Linked DNA regions of Homo sapiens: regions 1 and 2 are each linked to region 3. The links are chromatin loops, found by intact Hi-C in ENCODE. Cell type or tissue: CD4-positive, alpha-beta T cell. All regions are shown on one strand.

Region 1 (8,000 bases), 250 kb after region 3:
GGAAAAACAGATTTTTCTAGATTACATTCTGACAACTATTAATGTATTTTGAGATTATATATTTTAGCCCTTTAGAATTGAAATATTTTACCTACTTTCTAGATGTTATTATTTTTAACAATGTGTTTGTTTGTTGATCTTTTTATCCTAATAGTTTTTTCAAAATGTTAATTATAAATAATGAATTATGAATCCTTTTTATATAGACATTTTCATATGTATTTGAGTAATAGAAAGTGGAATAGAGATAAATAGGAGAGAAGAATGCAAAACTAAAAATACTGTTGGATATTCAGTAAACCAAACACTTCTACCATTCTCCAATCTGAGCCATATGTTAAGGCAAATCAGATGGCTTGATGAAGGATAAAGCAGTAGTTTTTCGTACAGTCTTTGCAATGGTAAATACACCAAAGAACTGAAAACTCCACCTTAGGCAACACTGGTTCATTCATTTTTGTTTTATTTCTAAGCACCATGTATAATCTCTTGACATAGAAATTAATTCTTCAAAAGGAAACATTCTGTTTTTAAAAGACAAGTTATAGCTATCTTTTGTTGTAGATGACGATTTAATTCAAGATTTCTTGTGGATGGACTGCTGCTGTAAAATTGCAGACAAGGTAAATTTGGTAACAGTATAACAATTAACCAGCATTATAATGTAACTGAACCATTAGAGCTTTAATGAGACCTTATAAGAATTTTCTATCTTATTAGTTATGATTAAGAAAAGAGCTAGTGGCCAGGTGCAGTGGCTCACACCTGTAATCCCAAAACTTTGGGAGGCTGAGGTGGGTGGATCACTTGAAGCCAGGAGTTGGAGACCAGCCTGGGCAACATAGTGAGACCCCCATCTCTAAAAAATTTAAAAATTAGCCAAGTGTGGTGGCATGCACCTGTAGTTCCAGCCACCCAGCTGAGGTGGGAGGATCACTTGAACCCAGAAGTTGGAGGATACAGTGAGCTTTGATCAATTGTGCCACTGCATTCCAGCTTGGACAATAGAGCAAGACTCTGTCTCTAAACAAATTAATTAAATTTAAAAATTAAAAAAATAAGAGCTAGCCTGCACTGCTCCTTCAAAGCAGAAGCTTTACACATGAATTTCTGGAATTAGCATATAGCATAGATTCAGTCTATACTTAAGGAATTGTAGAATATTATTGATTACATTTAAATGACCTTAAATTTGTATTTGATTGAAAACAGAAATCAAAACAGGTGTGGCAGCTCATGCCTGTAATCCCAACACTGTGGAAGGCCAAGGCGAGAGGATCACTTAAGCCCAGGAGTTCCAAGACCAGCCTTGGCAACATAGGGAGACCTGGTCTCTTAAAAAAAAAAAAAAAAAAAAAAAAAAAAAATATATATATATATATATATATATATATATATATATATATATATATATATATATTTTATCCTGAGGCAGGAGGATTGCTTGAGCCAGGGAGATCAAGGCTGCAGTGAGCTGTGGTACCACCACTGCACTCCAGCCTGGGTGACAGAGCCAGACCCTGTCTCAAAAACGAACAAAAACCAAAGAACCACAAACAGAAAATCAGTATAGACTTAATACATTTTGATCAGTTATTACCTTTTATCAGGCTGTGGAGAAAAAATATTCTGAGATTTACTTTACTAAGGTAGTCTGCATTTTAGTATTTTGTAAGTCAGAGAAAACAAATCTCAGTAATTTGTAGGGTAAAATTAGTTTAACATGTTGTTTAGGAATCAGTGTTTCATAAAAGAATGTCTGACTTACACACTGGGAGCAGCGATGTTTCTATATTCTTTAGATTTTGTTGAATGGTTAAAATTTCAGCTTTGTCGCTCATACCTGTGATCCTAGCGCTTGGGATGCTGAGGCGGGCAGATCACCTGAAGTCAGGAGTTCAAGACCAGCCTGGCCAACATGGAGAAACCCTGTCTCTACTAAAAATACAAAAATTAGCCAGGTGTGGTGGTGCGCACCCATAGTCCCAGCTACTCGGGAGGCTGAGACAGGAGAATTGCTTGATCCCAGAAGGCAGAGGTTGCAGTGAGCCGAGACCGAGCCACTGCACTCCAGCCTGGGCGACAGATCGAGACTCTGTCTCAAAAAAATAATAATAATAAAATAAAATTTCAGCTTTGTATTTTTCAATTTTTTTCTTTTAGAAAAATATTTCTCGTGCTAAGAATTTTCAGCTTTGTAAATGCCATTTTGTACCAAGCAGTCATATTTGAAAATTAAGCGTGACTTTACATCACTACTAGCCAACAGTAAAGGGAATGAGTGGAAGGTTAGCTTGTGATTAAATACAAAGTACTGGGGTGAAGATTTTTATTTAAGCTTAAGATGACAGGGATACACTAGAAGAAGGTTTATAAAATTTTTTAAATTTCATTTTGGAAAATTTAAAACATACACAATTTGAAGTAAATAGAATAGAACAAAGAGCCTCCATATGCATCTCATCTAGCTACAATAGATCAACTGTGGCTGTTCTTGTTTCTTCTAATGCCTCTCACCAAAAACGATTATTTTGAAGCTGATCCCAGACATCCTAACATTTTATCCATAAATATTTCACAATATATCACTAAAAGTTAAGAGCTGTTTTAAAACAATTACAATGTCATAGAACTTTTAAAATTAACAGTAATGCTGTAATATCAAATATACAATTCATGTGGAGTTATGATGTGATTTTTTTTTTTTCTTTTTCTTTTTTTTTTTTTTTTTTTTGAGATGGAGTCTCACTCTGTCATCCAGGCTGGAGTGCAGTGGCGTGATCTCAGCTCACTGCAACCTCCGCCTCCCGGGTTCAAGCAATTCTCCTGCCTCAGCCTCCCAAATGTCTGGGATTACAGGCATGTGCCACCACGCCCGGCTAATTTTTCTGTATTTTTAGTAGAGATGGGGGTTTTACCATATTGGCCAGCCTGGTCTTGAACTCCTGACCTTGTGATCCACCCGCCTCGACCTCCCAAAGTGCTGGGATTACAGGTGTGAGCCACTGCGCCCGTCAGGAAGTTTTAAACTTTATGGTTTTAAGGTGCAGTAAAGTTGTTGTGCAGAAGGGGGCAGTGTTGGAAAAGTAACTACCTGGAGTACTGTCTTAACACGATCTCAAGAGTACTTTACTGGAAGTTACTGTGAAAACTTGGTATCACCTTTGTGGCAAATCCTGTTACAATAGGATGAATAAATGTCTTACGAGAGATAATCTGATACATTATTATAACTTGTTTTTAATTTGAACAGACAGAACCTGGCATATGTGCTAATAATCAGGCTAGAGATGTATCTTTCTAATAATACATTTAAAACACATTCTCCCCATGAAAATACAGCCATGTTATTCTAATTTCTGAAGTCATTTGGAAATCATTTTAAAAAGTTATTTTAAAAAGTGAGTATGGATGTCTGTAACTAAAAGGGTTTAGAAAAATTATATATACACATACATACACACAAATAGAGATAGCAAACATGGCAAATTTGGTGCATCTAAGTGAGGATGCATGGCTGTTCATTTTGCTGTTATTTCAGTTTCTGTATAGGTTTGAAATTTAAATTAGATAAAAGTGGGATTTTAGCTCAAACTATTGGCAATAATAAAATTTAGGAGTCCATTCTAGTTTATAATGATATAATAAATAGTCAAGAATTACTTTTCACTGTTCACATGGTGGATTACAGGAATCCAAAAATTAAGTACACAATTCTATAATAAGTAACACTTTATTGTTTTAGCTTATTCATCAGAAAATTTTAAAGTTAACTATTTTAAAGCAGTTTTATTTATGAAAGCAAAACATTAATATTAATTTTTAACTTTTTTCCTTATAGTATCTTTTGGCTATGACCTTTGTTTATTTCAAGAGGGCTAAATTTACTATAAGTGAGCATACCAGGATAAATTTCTTTATTGCTCTGTAAGTATACTTTCTACTAAGTGATTGTTGTGTTATCTATTATATACATTACACCTTATTTAAAACAGAGGCTATTTAAAACCTTATGTATATCTTTGAATAGGCCTTCCTGTATAAATGCTGTATGTTTTTTACTTTAATAGGATATTTTTATGTTTTTTTCACTTATCATGCTATATGCCTAAGATTTCCTTTTTTATTTATTTATTTATTTTTGAGAAGGAATCTCGCTGTGTTGCCAGGCTGGAGTGCAGTGGCACAATCCTGACTCACTGCAACCTCTGACTCCCTGGTTCAAGTGATTATCCTGCCTCAGCCTCCCAAGTAGCTGAGATTACAGCCACGTGCCACCACGCTCAGCTAATTTTTGTATTTTTAGTAGAGACGGGGTTTCACCATGTTGGCCAGGATGGTCTTGATCTCCTGACCTCGTGATCTGCCCGCCTCGGCCTTCCAAGGTGCTGGGATTACAGGTGTGAGCCACTGCGCCTGGCCAAGATTTCTTGGAGTATTCCTCTTCAATTTGTATTGCATGTTTTACATTTTTCAGAATGCTTCCATATAAATTATCCCAAATTCTCCTCTTTGTGACTTAGATATTTTTTAAAACCAGAATATTCTCTGAAATTTTCAATTAATATATAGTAAAAATCACCATCATCATTGCCCTTTTACATTGAACAACTTGTGGAAAATGCTCTAAACATAGTCTTTGTGGACCTATATCTATAACATAGTCATTATTCGTATTTGATACCATTGGTATTCACTGGCTCTTTTACTAAACACACTGAGCTGTGACAAAGGAATACAGTTGTTTTCCAGTTCTTCCACTGACTTTAGTTTATATTCATTGTGATCTGTGAAATGGTTTTCCAATCTATAGGTCAGAATACATTTGGAATTTGCATTATTTAAGAATATGTTTCTGGCCAGGCACGGTGGCTCACGCCTGTAATCCCAACACTTTGGGAGGCCGAGGCGGGTGGATCATCTGAGGTCAGGAGTTCGATACCAGCCTGGCCAACATGGTTGAAAGCCTGTCTCTACTAAAAATACACAAGTTAGCTGGGCGTGGTGGTGGGCACCTATAATCCCAGCTACTCGGTAGGCTGAGGCAGGAGAATCGCTTGAACCCGGGAGGTGGAGGTTGCAGTGAGCCGAAATCACACCACTGCACTCCAGCCTGGGAGACAGAGCAAGACTCCGTCTCAGGAAAGAAAAAAAAAAAAAGAGTATATTTCCTTTTCTACCCTATAGCTGGATATAATGCTGTAGTTGGGAATGCATGAATATATATATATATATATATATATATATATATATATATATATAAAATTTTTTTTTTTTTTTGAGATGGAGTCTCACTCTGTCACCCAGGCTGGAGTGCAGTGGCGTGATCTTGGCTCACTGCAACCTCTGCCTCCCGGGTTCAAGCAATTCTCCTGCCTCAGCTTCCCAAGTAGCTGGGATTACAGGCTCCCACCACCACGCCCAACTAATTTTTTGTGTTTTTAGTAGAGATGAGGTTTTACCACGTTGGCCAGGCTGGTCTCGAACTCCTGACCTCAAGTGATCCGCCTGCCTCAGCCTCCCAAAGTGCTAGGATTACAGGCGTGAGCCACCGCGCCCAGCCATATGAATATAATTTTAAGTGTTTACCTAGAGAACACATATAAAAAATATTTAAGTTGAATACCACAATAGCTGTCAGCACTGAAGGTAAAGTTTTTACTCAAAGTGTATTTAATTCAGAATCAAAGAGTTATTAAAGAAATAGGACTAGGCTGGGTACAGTGGCTTACGCCTGTAATCCCAGCACTTTGGGAGGCTGGGGCGGAAGGATTGCTTCAGGCTGGAAGTCCAAGACCAGCCTGGACAACATAGTAAGTCTCTACACAAATAAAAATAAAAAAATTAGCCAGGCATGGTGGCATGTGCCTGTAGTGCCAGCTACTTGGGAGGCTGAGATGAAGAGGATCACTTGAGCCCAGGAGTTCAAGGCTGCAGTGAGCTATGATCACCACTATACTCCAGCCTGGGCAACAGAGCAAGATGCTGTCAGGAGAAAAAAAAAAAAACAAAAAAAAAAAACAGGACTAGAAGAAACTGATTTCTTTTTTCTTTTTCTTTTCTTTCTTTCTTTTTTTTTTTGTGACAGAGTCTCTCTCTGTTGCCCAGGCTGGAGTGCAGTGGCATTATCTCAGCTTGCTGCAACCTCCACCTCCCAGGTTCAAGCAATTCTCCTGCCTCAGCCTCCTGAATAGCTGGAACTACAGGCGCATGCCACCACGCCCGGCTAATTTTTTTTTGTATTTTTAGTAGAGATGGGGTTTCACTGTGTTAGCCAGGATGGTCTTGATCTCCTGACCTCATGATACACCTGCTTCGGCCTCCCAAAGTGCTAGGATTACAGGCGTGAGCCACCGCGCCCAGCCAAAGAAACTGATTTCTACTTGTATTCAGGAGATATATTTTCCAGTGCACAGGGAAAAATGAACTCAAAATTTAGGATGATTGCTAAATATAATAGTATTAGGTAATACTGAGTACTATGTGCAAGGCACCACAAAAAATTTTAATGTAGTATTAACTCATTTAATTTTCCCTATGAAATAAATTTTTTATTATCCCCATTTTACAGATGAGGAAACTGAGAGGAAGATTAAGTACTTTCTAAGAACAAACAAGTTAGTAAGCAGCAAAGCAGGGGCACAAACTCAGGAGTGGTTATCAATGACCAAATTCAGCCATCAACCACTAAGTTAAATTGCTGTTTATATATCTCAGTATTGTATTGTATCTATGTTGATGCAATATTTATTTTGTGTTTTTTTTTTACCTGAGAATTAAAAACAAACCAAAAGAAGCTTTAGTTTAAATCTTACTAGATGCCTGAAATTGAATTCGTTTAACTTGTTTTATAAAGTTATTACCAGTAGAGCACTATTGAGTTTATGCAATACAATTATCTGTAAGGTTGTACTGCATGTTGTATTATGTAAGCTCCATATTAAAAATAACATGAATTATAATTTCCATTTTAAGACTAATCATACTTTTTGTATGGCCTCAATAGTTCTCCTCGTTAAATATTTTCTCAGCCATAGTTCTAAAGCTCAAGTTCTTTTCCTTTCTATACAGTCTTATAATGTTTCCTTTCTATGTATTCTTATAAGACTCTGAACTTCTATTATCATTCTTCCACATTACCTTTCACAATTATTTGTTTCATGCTTACTTGCCTTCTTTACTTAATTGTAGGCTCCTTATGGGCAAGGAACATATAACATTTTATTTCATCTTTCAATTACTAACATATAGGAGGTTCTTAATTTTTTTTTTGAGACAGGGTCTCACTCTGTCACCCAGGCTGGAGTGCAGCAGCATGATCTTGGCTCACTGCAACCTCTACCTCTAGGGTTAAAGTGATCTTCTTGCCTCAGCCTCCTGAGTAGCTGGGACCACAGGCACATAGCACGACACCCGGCTAATTTTTTATTTTTTATTTTTTTTTAAAGATGGAGTTTTGCCATGTTGCCCAGACTGGTCTCAAACTCCTGACTTCAAGCCATCCTTCCCAAAGTGCTGGAATTACAGGCATGAGCTGCACACCTGGCCTTCTGGCTGCTTTTAAGACCTCTTTTTCTTTGGTGTTTGGCACTGGTTTCTTTTTAATAACTTACTTGGGATTTGGTAACCTTTCTGAAGATTAAGGATTGATGTTTTTCGTTTTTGTTTTTTGAGATGGAGTCTTGCTCTGTCACCCAGGCTGGAGTGCATTGGCACCATCTTGGCTCACTGCAACCTCTGCCACCCAGGTTTAAGCAATCCTTCCACCTCAATCTCCCAAGTAGCTGGGACTACAGGCACAGACCACCATGCCTGGTTAACTTTTGTATTTTTAGTAGAGACAGGGTTTCACCATATTGGCCAAGCTGGCCTCAAACTCCTGACCTCAGGTAATCCACCCGCCTAAGCCTCCCAAAGTACTGGGATTACAGACGTGAGCCACTGAGCCTGGCCTGAAGATTGATGCCTTTCAACAGACAACTCAGAAAATTCTATCCACT
Region 2 (8,000 bases), 630 kb after region 3:
AAGCACTTGGAATGTATGCATTTCATTGAGATGAGTATATACACACTTCTGCTATACTACTGGAACTACTCACGACATTTTTTACAATTGGTGATGAATCAGCACAATTAAAAGCATCTAACCGTCACCTAAAGTGACATTTCAGTTGTCTATGATTTTTTCTTTTTCAAGTAAAGAATGTCTTTCCCCATGCTTAGTCATTACAAATAACTCCTTTATTTCCGTTCCCTCTCCCCTCAAATGGCTCATGTCCACATCAACAAGGCAAGGAAACATCTATGACCCCAACTATGAAACATAGAAGCAGCTAATTCTGACTACATTGAAGCAGAGCACACACAATTTGAAAGAAGCATAAGGAAGTATACAACAAACATGCATAAAAACCTTATGCAACCACATCTGGGCCTTGTATTTATCACTCATTTTTATGATATTTTCTTCTTTCGAAAGAATAGGATGAACCCATGCTCAAAACCTTTCTAAAGCATTTTCAAAATACAGCTTTTTTGGTGGTACTTCAAAATAGGTTGGCACAAAACAAAACGTGACATTTGGTCTCTGGTTTGTGAAGGAGCCATTGCCTCTCTCTCCTCCACGGTCTTAGGGATCCCAAGGAAGAGAAGTGAGTGTGCGACCGAGCTCAGGGCCCAGGCTGGTTCATGCTATTCTTGCTTTTCAGAATGGTATCCTCGTAATGACCAGCTCCAGGGGCAGTAGCGGCTTCTAAGGGCAAGCCCTGTTGCTGGTAGCCGTAATTGACATTCCCACAAGGGAAGTGACGTAGCCTGAACAGAGGTACCTCCTTCATATTGGCAGTCAGCGAAGAGGGCTCTAGGAGCAGTGAGGCCCCCGGAAGTCTCCCAGTTGCAACGTTAGGTGGGACAGTACAGCTTCCCTCCAGCCCCAGGTTACCCCTGTCGTGTGGCTCCTTCTTTGCTATAGGATTATTCTTTTTGGTGGGTTTCTCTGTAAACCAGGAGCCGTACGTTGGGTTCCACAAGCTGGTGGGCTTGTTTCTGGATCCGTGGACCTTGTGCAACTCCGAAGGAGGGTTGGACTGAGAGAATGCCATATTCACGTGTCCCCCTTCCACGGCCGGCCCTCTAGGGACTCGAACAGAGATCTCTGCAGCTGTGGGTTTCTTTGCAGCCTTGCCAGAGGAGGTGGTAGGCAGAGGTGGTGGGGCAGCTGGGCTGCGCTCCTCCTCCCGTTTTGCCTGTTGAGAGACCAGGAGAGGAGGAACCCCCTCAGGGTCCTTGGGCCTCACAGGCACTTTCTCTTCCTCTTCCACAAGTGGACCATATTCTATCGGCAAAGCGGTGTTGATTACATCCGGGTCCTGCCGTAGGGGAAATTATTAAAACTTTGAATCAGAGACAAAAAATGTTGGATCTAGAAGATACCTTAGAGATGATGTTATCTAAACATATTCTACAGATGAGGAAACCAGGATTTATTGAGAATATAGTAACTTACAGGCACTGGGGCATACAAAATGAATGGGAAGTCATCCTTATCCTCAAAGACCTTAGAGGATAAGCGCTATAATGGAAGTGTGTATGGGTGCCTGGGACAGAGTGGAGCAGGAAAAGCTTTGCAGAGGAGGAGACCTTTGGCCAGTTTTTAAAGATTAGTGGATTTAAAAAAAAAATTAAGATTATTATTTGTATTATTCCAGTCTAGTTCCACTAAAATCGTTCCAACTGGAAAAAATAAAAATAAAAGCCTATGTGTTTGACTTCAAGAGTGATGGTGGGGGGCTGGGGGGAGGAGGAGAGGAGACACATGCCATGTTGGCCTACAGGGTTTATTTTTTGATCTCTTCCCAGCTGCTTTCCATTTCCATTTGGGTACTTTACACTTGATTGTAAGTTTTCCTGTGCCACATCATCACATGTGCAGGTACCACAGTGCATGTTTTTGTGTTTGTTTTTTAGAGACAGTCTTGCTCAGTCGCCCAGGCTGGGGTGCCATGGCTCAATCTTGGCTCACTGCAACCTCTGCCTAGTGGGTTCAAGCCATTCTCGTGCCTCAGCCTCCTGAGTAGCTGGGATTACAGGCATGCACCCCACCCCCCCACCCCCCCACCCCCGCTAATTTTTGTGTTTTTAGTAGAGACAAGGTTTCATTCAACATGTTGGCCAGGCTGGTGTCGAACTCCTGACCTCAGGTGAGGCACCTGCCTCGGCCTCCCAGAGTGCTGGGATTACAGGCATTCTTTAACTAGTCTGGATGTGAGGGACCCTTTGCACAACCCAGGAAATGCTGAAGTGCTGTGAGGAAAACCATTTACAAAAACAACTGTGTGCTAGATCATTTTCACAGTAATAGACTGTAACATAGAAGAACAGAAGCAGCTGCCAGAAGTTTAGGGAAAATTTGTGGAAGAAAAATTAAATTTGGAGAAATTAATTAATATTTTATGCAAATTGAGAAAATACCCTCATTACCTGAGTAACAGAAAAACACGAGTGTTCGAGTTTAAAAAATAACTACCTCTGACTCATTAAAACATTCTTTAGTTCCCTCTGTGTTTTAGTAATTTCTATAGTGAATCAATCATTTTAAATATGCTTGTGTAAAACTGCCTTTTAAGAGGGATATTATAGACTATTGAGAAAAATACTCCTAAGAAGGTATATATGTTTAAGTGGGTGTATTCCATTCAGATTACAACAAAATAACCTAATGTCATTAAACAGAGTTCTCTGAAAGAACCTTCAATAACGTGATATAGGAAGTCTATAGATAAAAATGCCAGTTCACTCACGTGAGCTGAAAGGAATAAGAGGATGGAGTAGTGAGGCTGGAAAATGACTACAGTTTGAAAAATGTGTCTGTCTTTAGTCACAATGAAGAGGAGGGGATTTAAAGAAATAGTAGGTAGGCCAGGTGTGGCAGCACTTTGGGAGGCCGAGGCGGGTGGATCACTTGAGGTCAGGAGTTCGAGATCAGCCTGCCAAAATGGTGAAACACCATCTCTACTAAAATTACAAAAAAAATTAGCTGGATATGGTGGCACATGCCTGTAATCCTGGTCACTCAGGAGGCTGAGGGAGGAGAATCGCTTGAACCCGGGAGGTGGAGGCTGCAGTGAGCCAAGATGGCGCCACTGTGCTCCAGCCCGGGCAGTAGAGCGAGACTGCTCCCAAAATTAAATTAAATAAATAGTGGTTTATTGACTCTTCTAAAATATTCTCAGAATTAGATATCCTGGCAGAACGAGAACCAAGAGAGAGGGAAAGAAAGTGAATACAGGGAAGAGGAGAGCATCGGACAGAACAAAGCCCTGAGCAGGCGATTGGTGATACTGGCAGCAAGGCTGGCCTTGAAGGGGAGGAGAGACGGGAAGGCAGGTGGTGAGAAATGGCGGCAGAGGCAGAGAAGTTTGTATCAGAGACAGGGAGGAAATGAGGGCATTCTCTTATGATGATCTCCACCCTCTTGGTGAGGGAGGAAGCATAGCTGTCGGCTGAAAATGAGGGAGAGAAGCAAAAATTTCGAGTCGTTATTGAAGGAATGGGAGAGGGATCTGTAGAGGAACCCACAGGATTGCTAGAAGAATGTTTGACTTGGACAGACTCTTCAGGCCTTAACTCCTCATCTATAAGGTAGGGATATTTTACATTCCCCACTAAGGATAAAACGAAATACGCAAAAAGTGATTTGTGCAGTATGAATGATAGCAAGTATTATTGATGATGTTAAAATTTCTCCAGATTACTTTGAAATTTCATTCCCTTAATCCTCCTGACATATATAGTTGGACATATAATCTATCAATTTTATATGCAATTAATTACTTCACATGTTGTTATTTCTCCAGCCAGGCTCTAAACTATTTGAGAGCAGATGTGTTCCATACGTCTGTGAAGCTTCAATTTTGGCTACTAAAACATTAGGTCCCCAGTAGGGACTTGATAAATTCTCGTGGACTGGATTGATTCCCCAGTTTTTACTGTGTGTCTGGCACTGTGCTGTGTGCTGGTGAAGTTACTAATATTTATTTTACAAAATGGGCAAATGGAGACACCAGTCATTTCATTTTAGAGAAAATTAATTTTCACTATTTTGATCATAAATCTTGTACTCTGACTGGCTTGACCTATTTCATATTTCGGTATTTGCCATCTTTAAGACTGTTTCATATAGAGTAAATGTTGACCAAAGGGAGAAAATGTTTTACCTGGGTGCAGTATTCAATCCTCTCCAAAATGATGGCAAAGTTGGGCCTGTCTTCAGGCTGATGTTGCCAGCACTGAGTCATTATCCGGTATCTAAAAGAAGAAGCACATTAATTAAAATAAGGAGAAGCACAATGATGAAAAATATATTTTCTTCCAGCCCCAGGGTTGCAACGAATACGTTGAGGGTGCGAACTCGTCTAGGCCCCGTGTACTTGGCCTATGCTGCCCCCTGCTGATTGGTCAAGGAAGAGTGCGCAGGTGTAAAGGTATCTAACACAGACATCCTGATGTTTATGTTAACCACGGCTGCTGTCACTCCATTCCTGAGTTAAAGCCACTTTGGGGACAGAATATTCCAATTATATTTCCCATCCACGTTGCTTGTGGGAAGGAAGTGAGGGGTGCCAGGCAGGGCAGGAGACATTGCAGGGAATGGAAATCTTTAAAGTAGACACAGACATACGGTGTAGGGCAGCAGGGACTGGGCCTGGGACACACATTCCCAGCAGGAGCTTGGGGAATGTAGGCCTGGTGAGTCCACAGCCTGTAGCCAGACAATGGATACTTTTTCTGGGATGGCATCCTTGCTTTTGAGGGCCTGGGAGACGCATCCATCTCACTGAAGTCGCAGTCACATTCGCATCTTGGGGCATATTAAAGGGAGGGCAGCCATCTGCCCCTTCATCTTAAAGAAGCATATGTGGCTCTGGATATTTTTTGAAAAGAAAAACTGCTTAGTAACTAGCAGAAGTGTTCCTAAAAGAGTCATACACAGGCCCAGGGCAGTTCTTGGGTGGGTCCATCCGGCCTCCACTGGTGACAAACTCCAGAACTTCCTGGTTGCTTTTGCTGGGGTATGGCATATATCCAAGAGAAAAGATTTCCCATAGCAGCACTCCAAAGGACCTGGGCATGGGACAGAGGACATGGAGATGGATATAGACACACCCACCCACATTCACACACACACACAGGCACACAGACATACAATTTCAACCTTTTTTTCCCCCATTATACCCTTTTCCATAACATAGAACTCTTAAAATGTAGAAAAATTTAAAAAATAAGAAAATACTACACATGATGCTCCCTTAAAAGACAACCCCTGTTGATTTTTAAGTCGTTTCTGTGCTGAGATTTTTTTTCACTTATTTGCAGTTATATTCAATATGCAATTTTGAACCTTGACTTTTCTGCACATTTCATTATATCATAAACATTTTCCATGCCAGTCCATTTCATAAATAACATTTGGAATGGCTAATGGCTGTAAAACATTCCATTGAGTAGTTGGTTTGCCTTATCATTTCCACATTGTTTTCAGTTTTCAAAATATTTAAAATACTATAATGAACATCTTTGTGCATTTTTTAAAAGGAAGATTTCCTTAAGATAAAGTCTCTGAATTACTAGATTAGGATGTCCAGCCAGCTGATTTCATAGTCTCTTACAGTTCTCTGAGCTTCAGTTTCATCTATCAGATGCCCACTCATCAACTTCACTGGCCTATTTTAATAGGCAACTCAAATTTAACATGCCCAAATGGAACTCTTTCTGTACACACATCATCTCCTTTATTCTTTTCCAACTCATCAGCACCTCTGGTTATACATTTGCTCAAGCCCAAAACCTAGGAGTCATCCTTGATTCCATTCTCCCACACCCCTCCACTTCCCATCCAACAGTCAGCAGTCCTATAACTTTCAAGATAGATCTTGAATCCAGATAGGATAATCTAGTAATTCAGGGTAATTACTGAATTAAAATGTAGGCTAATTCTAGTAAAATAACTAGATCAAAAGACTATGAATATTGACAAATTCTTGGTGCATATTATTTGGTTTCCAAATGTGTTACTCTGTTCATCTACCAGCACCATGTAAAAGCGTGGTAGACACACTCACCAGCATTGAGTATTCTTAATAATAATGACAACTTTTGCTGATTTTAAGGGAAAAAATGGTAGAATATTTTAAATTATGTTTATTGACTTGATAATTCACATGGTTGGATGTTTTCCCAAGTGTTTATTAATTCATTTCACTTTTTTTTCCTATGAATTGCCCATTTTTATCTGCTGGGACAAATTGGTATCTATCAATCAATTTTCTTTTTGATTTGTAGGCACTCTTTATATGTCAGAGATGTTAACCTTTTATAAAAAATTCAAATACTTTTATTAGTTGTTTTCTTTTTTTTTTTTTATGTAGTCTCACTCTGTTACTCAGGCTGGAGTGCAGTGGTGCCATCTTGGCTCACTGCAACCTCCACCTTCCAGGTTCAAGTGATTCGCCTGCCTCAGCCTCCCAAGTAGCTGGGATTACAGGCGCCCACCACAACACCTGGCTAATTTTTGTATTTTTAGTAGAGACAGGGTTTCGTCATGTTGGCCAGGCTGGTCTTGAACTCCTGATCTCAGGTGATCCACCCACCTCGGCCTCCCAAAGTGCTGGGATTACAGATGTGAAACACCGCACCTGGCCTTAGTTGCTTTCTAATGCTACTTTTTAGCATACCAAAGAAAGATTTTTATTTTTAGATAGTCAAACCTATTTTTTTAATGTCATGATTTCCTTTATTTTATAGTTATACAATCTTCCCTTCACCAAAGATTAGATAAATATTTGCTATCTTCTTCTAGTTGTGTTTGTTTTTGCTCTCTTCTTAAATCTAGTTGGAATTTAATTTGGTGTCTAGTGTGAGGTAAGGACCTAAATTGATTTGCTTTTCAAATAACTACTCTTCCAACACTATGCATAAGATAATTTCCTCCTTACCCATTGACTCACGATTAAAAACAGGTCTGTTTCTGGCTATATTTTCACTTCATCTATTTGTCTGCTTCTTGCATTGATACCATTCTATTTTACTTTCTGTGTATTTGTCTTAAATCTGAAAAGGCATTTTTCTCTATTTCTCTTTAAAAAATATTTGATTTCTCATTTGTTTTTTTAAAAGCTTTATGAGATGAATTCTTCGTGTTCTAAAAGAATCACCTTTGATATTTTGATTAAAACTTTAAACCACTACCTAATGATCAGCTTTTTGACAAAGACTATCTTTTAGTGTGATTGTAGTTTTCTGAGGTTAGCAAATATTACCACAAAAATTGTAGAGAACAATAGTTCCTTCATCTTCTAAGAAACATGGGGTGCTTTTATTGTCATCATCTGTGTGAAATTTCAAAGACTCTTGTGAGAAGGATTGGGCAAAGATATTTTCCCTATTTTTCAGGTGAGAAGGTTGAAGCACAGGTTATTATACAACTAATCCGAGACAGACTGGAATACATTATTAGATCTCTTGATTTTGCTACTTACAAATTGCCTGGCACATATATTATTCCTTTCTGTTTGGAGATCTCTTGATTTTGCTACTTACAAATTGCCTGGCACATATATTATTCCTTTCTGTTTGGTGATCTTACTTCCCTTCAAGGCAAAACTAACTAGGCAAAATCAAATGAACAAGAAACTGGCAGTAAGGCCTAAAGAATTATAGCTATATGTTTTCTGTTTTTCTAGATAGATATAGGTTATAGCATCCTTTGAGAGCACTAATAGAACTGCACATGAATATTTATTTTCTTAGTTTAGAGTTCAAGGGAGCAAGAAGTAGTATTGGTCATAGAACTTTGACAATTTTGAATAAGTAGGATTTTCATATTTGCAAACAATACCAGATACCTAGTTAAATTTGAGTTCCAGATAAGCAACACATAGTTTTTTTAGTATATGTATGCTCCAATATTTATACTAAAAAACTATTTGCTGTGCATCTGAAATTCAATTTCACTGACCATTTTGTATT
Region 3 (8,000 bases):
CAGCTTCCATTCAACAGCCTCTCATCAGAGTCCAGCTGCTATTCTCTGGGCCAGTAGAATACAGGGTCTCCAGCTGAATCCTCCCCAAGAACAAGCAGACACCTCTCATGTCTATGGTCTATCACAATGATATCATCCACTCAGTGGGATGTATCTTCATGACAAAATCCTGTGAGGCATGACTTTCTTTAGATTCAACCAATAAAGGCTGGGCCCAGTGGCTCACATCTATAATCTCAGCACTTTAGAAGGCCAGGGTGGGAGGATCACTTGAGGCCAGGGGGTCAAGGTGAGCCTGGGCAATGTAGCAAGACCCAATCTCTACAAAAAAGAAAAGAAAAAAAATTAAGCATGGTGACACATGCCTATAGTCCCAGCTACTTGAAAGGCTGGGGCTGGAAGATCACTTGAGCTCAGGATTTCGAGGCTGCAATGAGCCACAATGGTGCAACTGCACTCCAGGCTGGACAACAGAGCAAGGCCCTGTCTCTAAATCAATAAGAAGGTGAATGAAGCTGGGCAAGGTGAAGTGCCTAAGGTCACACAGCTTGTAAGTGCTCGAGCCAGGATCACAAATCAGGGATCCTGACCCTAAGTCCAGGGCCCTATCCCTATGCTGTGGCAGCCTCCTCCGTGGCCCCTCAGCCACTCTTTACCCCAAAGACCTGACTGCTCATAACCTCCCAGGAAGGACTGGCAGGCTGGGCCTTAGCAGCTTCATACACTGCTTATCCCAACCTCTTCCTGCCCGGCGGGGCCTGACATCACCTGCTCCCAATTCCCTGGTCTCCTTGAAGATACTCTCAGGACAAGGGGTCATCACATCTCGGCACAGCTGCTCAGGGGTTCCTAGGGAGGCAGCACTTTGGGTGTGAACCTGCCTGGCAGGTAGCAAAGGAACTGGGCACCAGAGAGCAGGGATCACACCTGGGGGGCCTCTCATGGAGGCCAGCCTTCACCCCCAACTGCCTGGGAGGCCAGTCTCAGCATGCCCTTCAAAATGCTCAGAAGCAAAGTGCTTTAGGCAAGGGACACGCACCTGGAGAGTGTCCACATTGTGCTTTCTTCAGCTGATGACGGCTACGTGGGATTTCATTTTATTACTACATTTTAAACTGCATAGGTGAGATATATTGGTATAAAAGGATAATGATGTATTTCCTTTTATGATATACTTCACAACTTTAAAAAAATGAGAAAAACAGGACCCTGAAATGTATCCTTTTGAAAAGGTACAGTCTAATTTCAAGAGCACTTTTGCTGGACGAGTTTTACTTGGTCTTGGCCTAGGCAGGGTTTCTTAGAATGAAGCAGAGCTGGGAGTAGCACCAGGCATTCCCAGTGGGCACTCTCACTCATCTCTGAAAAGGCAGGATACATATGGAGACATGGTGCCATCTAGACCCTAGATCCCAGAGAGTGCCCAGGTGGTCCTGGCCAGCATAAGAACATAGACCTTTTGGCAGGTAGGCAGAGGTGGGCCACTGGGGAAAGCAGAGAAACTCACCCCCTCATTGTTCCCTCTCAGGCAGGCAATGGGGCCGGGTCCACACCTGGGAACGTCTTGGACGTCTTGACTCAGTACCGAGGCCTGTCCTGGAGGTGAGTGAGGGTGTGGCAAGGCCCCAAAGGCCCCTTCATTGCAGAGCAAGGGAAGCCCCCTGAGTGTTCTAGAAAACAACGCCTTAAGCAGAAGGGTGGGCCATTTTGTTCTTTTCTATGACCAACTTCTAGGTTTAATTTGAAAAAGGTATTCACCAGCCTCCTCAAACCACTACATTGCCCAAAACAGTAGCTGAGCCTTGAGCCAGGAATCCAGGAGAGAAACTACATAAATGTTTGGGCTGGAAATGCTTCTCTGGCTTCCATTTCTCCCTCTGTGATATAATCTCAGAAGGAGGCAGTGGCCTGAGTGATGCACAGATCATTGCCTTTGGAACCAGAGTTGTAGCTGAGCCCTAGCTGCCCAGTTGGATGTAACCTTGGGCAAGTTCCCTAACCTCTCTGAGCTTCTCTCCTCATCTCTGATGCAGAAATAATGCTACTACCTGAGCACTGTCTGAGGGCTAGAAAGAATTTAGGTGTCCAGCACAGTGCTTGACACTAAGTATCTGGTAGTTGGCATTGTTATTATAGGGCCTTTATTTTGCAGATGAGGAAACAAGGCTCAGAGAGGGCAAGTAACCTGACCAAGATCACAGAGCCAGAAGATAAAAGATCAGGAAGCAGAGCAGATGCTTCCTGGCCCCCACCAGTGCATTCCCTTATCCTGTATCACTTTGGGCAGGCTTATTTCTGCTCTGTATGTGATCAAACCTCTGCTGCAAGCCCGGGCAGGTTTGGTGTTTCCTCACCTGGAATCTGGCATCTCTATCTGACACCTGCTTTAACCTGAGTGCCGAGTCTCTGGCATCCTTCCTCACGTTGCAACACAGTTAAACCCAAACATTTGGGGAACCTTTTAGATGCTCCTAGACACCCTTGGCACAGAATGGGGTGGGGGGGTGTGGAAAAGCAGGGAATCCAATCCACTCTGGAATGCTGCATATTTGCATGCCTAGAAACCCTTCTAACTTTGATCACCTTGGAATTTTATTATTGGCTTGGAAGATGGCTGACTCTCTAGAAGACACCTTTTAAAAACGGCTTTTCCAAGCCAAGCAGGAAGAGAAGAGAGAAAAAAATAGGGCCAATAATATTAATGCACGCTGCAGTGGCTAGTTGGAAAGGGGCTGGCAGACGAGGGACTACTTCCCCTTTGAAAGCAGGGGTGCAAGGAACCAACCTACCTCCCCTTCCCCAACATCAGCGAAAATCAGCCGCTGGTTTAAAGCTGGCGTTTTGTTTGGATGTGCTGGCCTATGGGGAGGGGAGTCGTATTCTGGTTTGCTTTTTCCGTTTTTCTACTGAAGTGATGGGGAAAGTGCAAGCTCCAGGCCCCCGGGCTGTTTCTCGGGAGACGGGCGTTTCTGGCTAGTGTCTGAAGGGTCTCGGCGTGGCTGGGATTTTAACCCTTCATTTTCTTTCTTGGACCCACGTTACAGCGTCGGCGGAGATGAGAACATCGGCACCGTTACCACCCTGGCGAGTGAGTACGCGGCGGCGGCCGGGATGTTTGGTTTGGGGCGGCCCCTGCACGCTTCCCGCTCCCCCTGCAGGTGGCGCGGGCCTCGGGAGGAGCCCCGGCTGCAGGAGCCCGCTAAATTCACCAGGGGGCGCTGCCTCCCGAGACTGCCGCCCAGCTCCGCTTCCGACAGTGACGAAAGCCTTAGAGTTGGGGGTGGAACGAGGTTCGGGGCTTGGGGGCCGGGGGCGGGGAGGTGTCAAAAAGAAATTGTGTTTGACCAAAGGAGGAAGAAAGTAAAGCGGGGAAAAAGATCACCTCTTAGGGCAAGTCATTAAAAAGTGATTCAATAATCTGGCATGAGATTAGAGAGAATAAAGAAAAGTGATTCAAGAAAAAAGAAAAAGAAACCCGGTTGTGCGGCGCCTGCCTTTCCCAGCAGATCACCCCCGCGAGAGGCATCGATCCAGGCACCTGGGGCGCAGGCACAGCTGCGCACAGATATTGAATTGCGGGGTTGCTGTAGGAACCGCTGCTATTGCCGCAGGAGGAGATGAAGTTATCTTGTGCAGGCTGTGCAGACACAGCCATTTTGGGACTCAGCACTTTCCTTAATTTACTTTCCATCAACCTGCTCGGAATGATTTCTTTCTCTTTTTTTTTTTTTTTTTTTTTGAGATGGAGTCTCACTCTGTTGCCAGGCTGGAGTGCAGAGTGGCGCCATCTCAGCTCATTGCAACCTCCGCCTCCCTGGTTCAAGCGATTCTCCTGCCTCAGCCTCCCGAGTAGCTGGGACTACAGGCCCCCGCCACCACACCCAGCTAATTTTTGTATTTTTAATAGAGACAGGGTTTCACCATGTTGGCCAGGATGGTCTCGATTTCCTGACTTCGTGATCTGCCCGCCTTGGCCTCCCAAAGTGCTGGGATTACAGGCGGAATGATTTTTTAAAGTCTGATTATATTCCTTGAAGGGTCTGATCTTATCTTTTTAAAATTCTCGCCAGTGCGTACACATCTCCCTGCTTGTTCTTAAAGTATGCAAGCGATACATATTTAAATTGAATTCTTCCCCTGGAATCTTCTGGCTGATAATTTTGCCTGGGAGGAATTTAACTGGTCCCATTTTCATTTACTTTCCTGGTACATAGCCCTTTGTAATATATATTTAGAAGCTAACAACTTGAAGCCACCAAGATTTGGATGAGGGGGACATCATAGCTTAATCTCCACATAGGCAGAGCAGAGCTGAGCAGACTTCACTTTATCTGTTTTGGTTATTTGTAAATCCTGTCGAATTTAGGTAGACAGGGTTCTGTGCCACAAGCACTCCCTGCCTTCTTTATATCTAGGTCTACACACATGAGCTATAAATCAGTTCCTCTATTGCTAGGAGATGGTTCAGGGTGCTTTTGTGAGTGTGATGAACTTGGCTGTGGGATGGCCCAATGTATGCAATAGCTTTCTGGGCTCTTTACTTCCCATGCTCGTATTATGGACAAGATAATTGGATAATATTTGGCTTCACCTCTTTCACCAAAGTAATTTACAAAGGATTGAGACAATGTTACCCCACAGGTGGATGACTCCCCTGACACACTTAGCCCAGAAATGGATTATCCGCTATTTAGACTCTTCTTGCTAGAGATGTGAAGACTATTTGATTATAGGGGCTAGATAATCCAGGGGGAAGTAACTATATGGAAACGTGTTAGAAAACTCATAAGAATGTAAGGGCAGAACAGAATCCCCGTTCAACCCCCTGTTCAATTTAATCCAGCAAATATTCCAGTGCTGAGTGCTTGGAAAATAGGAGAACAGTGCTCCGATGACATCACCAAAGTGTCTTTGGCAGCATGTCTTCCTAAAGACAGACACATGACTAATATTTATAGATGTGTACAAAGCTTAGGGGAAAATAAACATAGAGGCTGTTAACCCTGTCTTCTGAAAAGGAGCGTCAAGAATTAGAATTCGTCAGGTAAGGAAAGGGGAGAGAATGTTCCTGGCAGAGAGAACTGCCTGCACCAGCAAGTCGTTGCCCTATCCAATGTGTGGTTCCTCCCTATGATATTCTTGCTAAGTAGCTGGGTAGACTGTGCTGAGTTCCTTCTACCTCCTAGGGAAGCTGCCACCTCCTAGGACAAACCATTCCACTTTCAAATCGCTCAGGTGATTTCACAGTCCTTTTTTCTCTTGAATAGAAATCGGAGCAATTTCCATTTATTAGTGTAATATCCCCAAACCTCAAGGAATGAGTCCAGTCCATCTGTGCTGAGTAAACCTGCAGCAGTGCTGGGTTCTAGCAGGCACTCTGCTGAATGGGGCCCTAAAGTCCTGGCTGCTACCCGGCCAGTTTCTTTCTCACATCCTAGCAGATTGTGAGACAGCGGGGGCAAGTGTCCTTGTGTTGGAGCTGAGATACTAGCCATTCTCAGCACCTACATGTCTTTGAACAAATCTCCAAGCTTGTCTGAACTTTGTTTTATTTCTAATTCAGTCCATAATCATGTATTGAGCATTATATGAGGCCCTGGGGTATATATAGACCCTGCTCTCAGGATGGCTCAGCCAAGTTGGAAAGATGAAAAAGTGAAAAGTGTGGATCCATATTAGTAAAGGCAATTAGAATGCATGAGATTGCAAAGTTCAACAAAACTGACAAAACTTTAGACTGACAAAAGGGAGGGGAAATGAAAATCAAGAATGAAAGAGGAGATACTACCAACCTTACAGAAATAAAAAGGATTATTAGAGAATACCATGAACAAATTGTATGCCAATAAATCAGATAACTTGGATGAAATGGACAAATTCCTAGAAAGGCACAAACTACTGAAATTGAATCCATAAAAAGTAGAAAATCTGAGGCCAGGCGTGGTGGCTCACGCCTGTAATCCCAGCACTTTGGGAGGCCGAGGCAGGCGGATCACGAGGTCCAGGAGATCGAGACCATCCTAGCTAACACGGTGAAACCCCGTCTCTACTAAAAATATAAAAAAATAGCTAGGTGTGGTGGTGGGCGCCTGTAGTCCCAGCTACTTGGGAGGCTGAGGCAGGAGAATGGCATGAACCCTGGAGGCAGAGCTTGCAGTGAGCCGAGATCACGCCATTGCACTCCAGCCTGGGCAACAGAGCGAGACTCCATCTCAAAAAAAAAAAAAAGAAAGAAAAAAGAAAATCTGAATAGATTTATAACAAGCAAAGAGATTGAATTAATAATTTTAAAACTTCCCACCAAAAAAAGCCCAGACTGTCTCTGACTTCGCTGGTGAATTCTATCAAACATTAGTATCAATTACTAGTTCTTCACAAATTCCTCCCAAAAACAGAAGAGGAAGGAATGCTTCACAACTCATTCTATGAGTTTTACCCTGATAGCAAAATAAGACAAAGACATCACAAGGGAAGAAAAGTATGACCAGTAAGTATTATGAATGTAGACCCAGAAATCCTACACAAAATACTAGCAAACAAAATCCAGCAATATGAAAAAAAAAGTATACCTCATGACTAAGTGGAATTAGCCCAGGAATACAAGGTTAGTTTTCAACCTCAAAATCAATTAATGTAATATTCTATGTCAATAGGATAAAAGACCAAAACCACACATCATGATCATCTCAATGGATCAGAAAAAGCATTTAACAAAAATGTAACACCACTTAATGATAGAAACACTCAACAAAGGCCGGGCGCAGTGGCTCACGCCTGTACTACCAGCACTTTGGGAGGCCTAGGTAGGTGGATCGCTTGAAGTCAGGAGTTAGAGACTAGCCTGGCCAACATTGTGAAACCCTGTCTCCACTAAAAACACAAAAATTAGTTGGGTGTGGTGGCGGGTGCCTGTAATCCCAGCTGCATGGGAGGCTGAGGCATAAGAATAGCTTGAGCCTGGGAGGCAGAGGTTGCAGTGAGCTGATATTGCGCCACTTCACTCCAGCCTGAGTGACAGAGTAAGACTGTCTCTAAATAAATAAAGTAAAAAAATACTGAACAAATTAGGGATAGAAGGAAAATTCCTCATTCTGATAAAGGGTATCTTTTAAGAGCCCACAGCTGACACCATAGGCAATGGTGACAGATGGAATGCTGCCCCCTCTCTCTGATATCAGGAGTAAGACAAGGATGCATGCTCTTGCCACTTTTATTCAACATCACACTGCCCATGGCAGTTAGGCAAGAAAATGAAAGAACAAGTACCAAGATTGGAAATAAAGAAATAAAACCACTTCTATTTAAAGATGAGATGATATTATATAGAGACAATCCCAAGAAATCCACTAAAAATTATTAGAGCTAATGAGTTCAGTGATTGCAAGGTACAAATCAATATACAAAAATCAATTATAATTCTTTATACTAGCAATTAATATGAAAATGAAATTAATTCCATTTACAATAGCATCAAAAATAATGAATAAATTTAACCAAATTTAACCAAAAAAGGGCATCGCTTTTAAGATCACAAAACATTGCTGTAAGAAATTAAAGACCTAAATAAGTAGAAAAACATCTGACACTCATGGATTAGAAGATTTAATATTCTTCATAATACTCCCCACATCAATCTACGGATTCAATGTGATCCCTATCAAAATTCCAGCTAGCTCCTTTGCAGAAATTTGCAAGCTGACCCTAAAATTCATGTGGAAATTCAAGGGACCCAGAATATCCCAAGAAATCTAGAAAAGAACAAATTCAGAGGATTCATACTTACCAATTTCAAAAGTTACTATAAAGCTATAGTAATCAAGACGTGGTACTAGCATGAGGATAGACATATCGAACAGTGGACTAAGATTGAGAGTCAGAAATTAAACTCTCATATTCATGGTTAACTCATTTTCAGCAAGGATGCCAAAACCAATGGGGGAAAGAATCGTCTTTTCAATAAACTGTGCTGAGACAACTAGATAGTTACACACAGAAAAATG

What was found. Peaks named below come from ENCODE experiments on the same cell type or tissue, not always from the same donor. Only the 100,000 strongest peaks of a DNase experiment are listed, where the experiment ranks them.
Region 1: it touches region 3 in a loop (8-fold over the local background); 18 of 110 quality-filtered maps call a loop at or near these places.
Region 2: a loop joins it to region 3, with 4 times the contacts of the local background. A loop is called at or near these places in 7 of 110 quality-filtered maps.

What each region holds. Positions count from the first base shown.
Region 1 is chr2:28,818,484-28,826,483 of GRCh38, forward strand. It overlaps SPDYA (speedy/RINGO cell cycle regulator family member A), which reads left to right. Exons shown (of 8, transcript NM_182756.4): 4 at 565-623; 5 at 3,842-3,927. Among named protein-coding and RNA genes, the nearest start is that of SPDYA, 12 kb to the left of the region's middle. In CD4-positive, alpha-beta T cell, a CTCF peak has its summit at 3,061 (motif pointing right); a DNase peak (open chromatin) is centred at 3,068.
Region 2 is chr2:29,192,581-29,200,580 of GRCh38, forward strand. ALK (ALK receptor tyrosine kinase) reads right to left here. Exons shown (of 29, transcript NM_004304.5): 27 at 4,962-5,096; 28 at 4,190-4,280; 29 at 194-1,342. The coding sequence ends at 644. Among named protein-coding and RNA genes, the nearest start is that of CLIP4, 81 kb to the left of the region's middle. In CD4-positive, alpha-beta T cell, CTCF peaks have their summits at 4,415 (motif pointing left) and 4,622; a DNase peak (open chromatin) is centred at 4,411.
Region 3 is chr2:28,563,752-28,571,751 of GRCh38, forward strand. It overlaps PLB1 (phospholipase B1), which reads left to right. Exons shown (of 58, transcript NM_153021.5): 19 at 1,529-1,602; 20 at 3,045-3,088. Among named protein-coding and RNA genes, the nearest start is that of PLB1, 72 kb to the left of the region's middle. RefSeq lists silencers at 3,065-3,124, 3,165-3,224. In CD4-positive, alpha-beta T cell, CTCF peaks have their summits at 3,173 and 3,376; DNase peaks (open chromatin) are centred at 3,200 and 3,530; H3K4me3 peaks cover 1,208 bases; H3K27ac peaks cover 341 bases.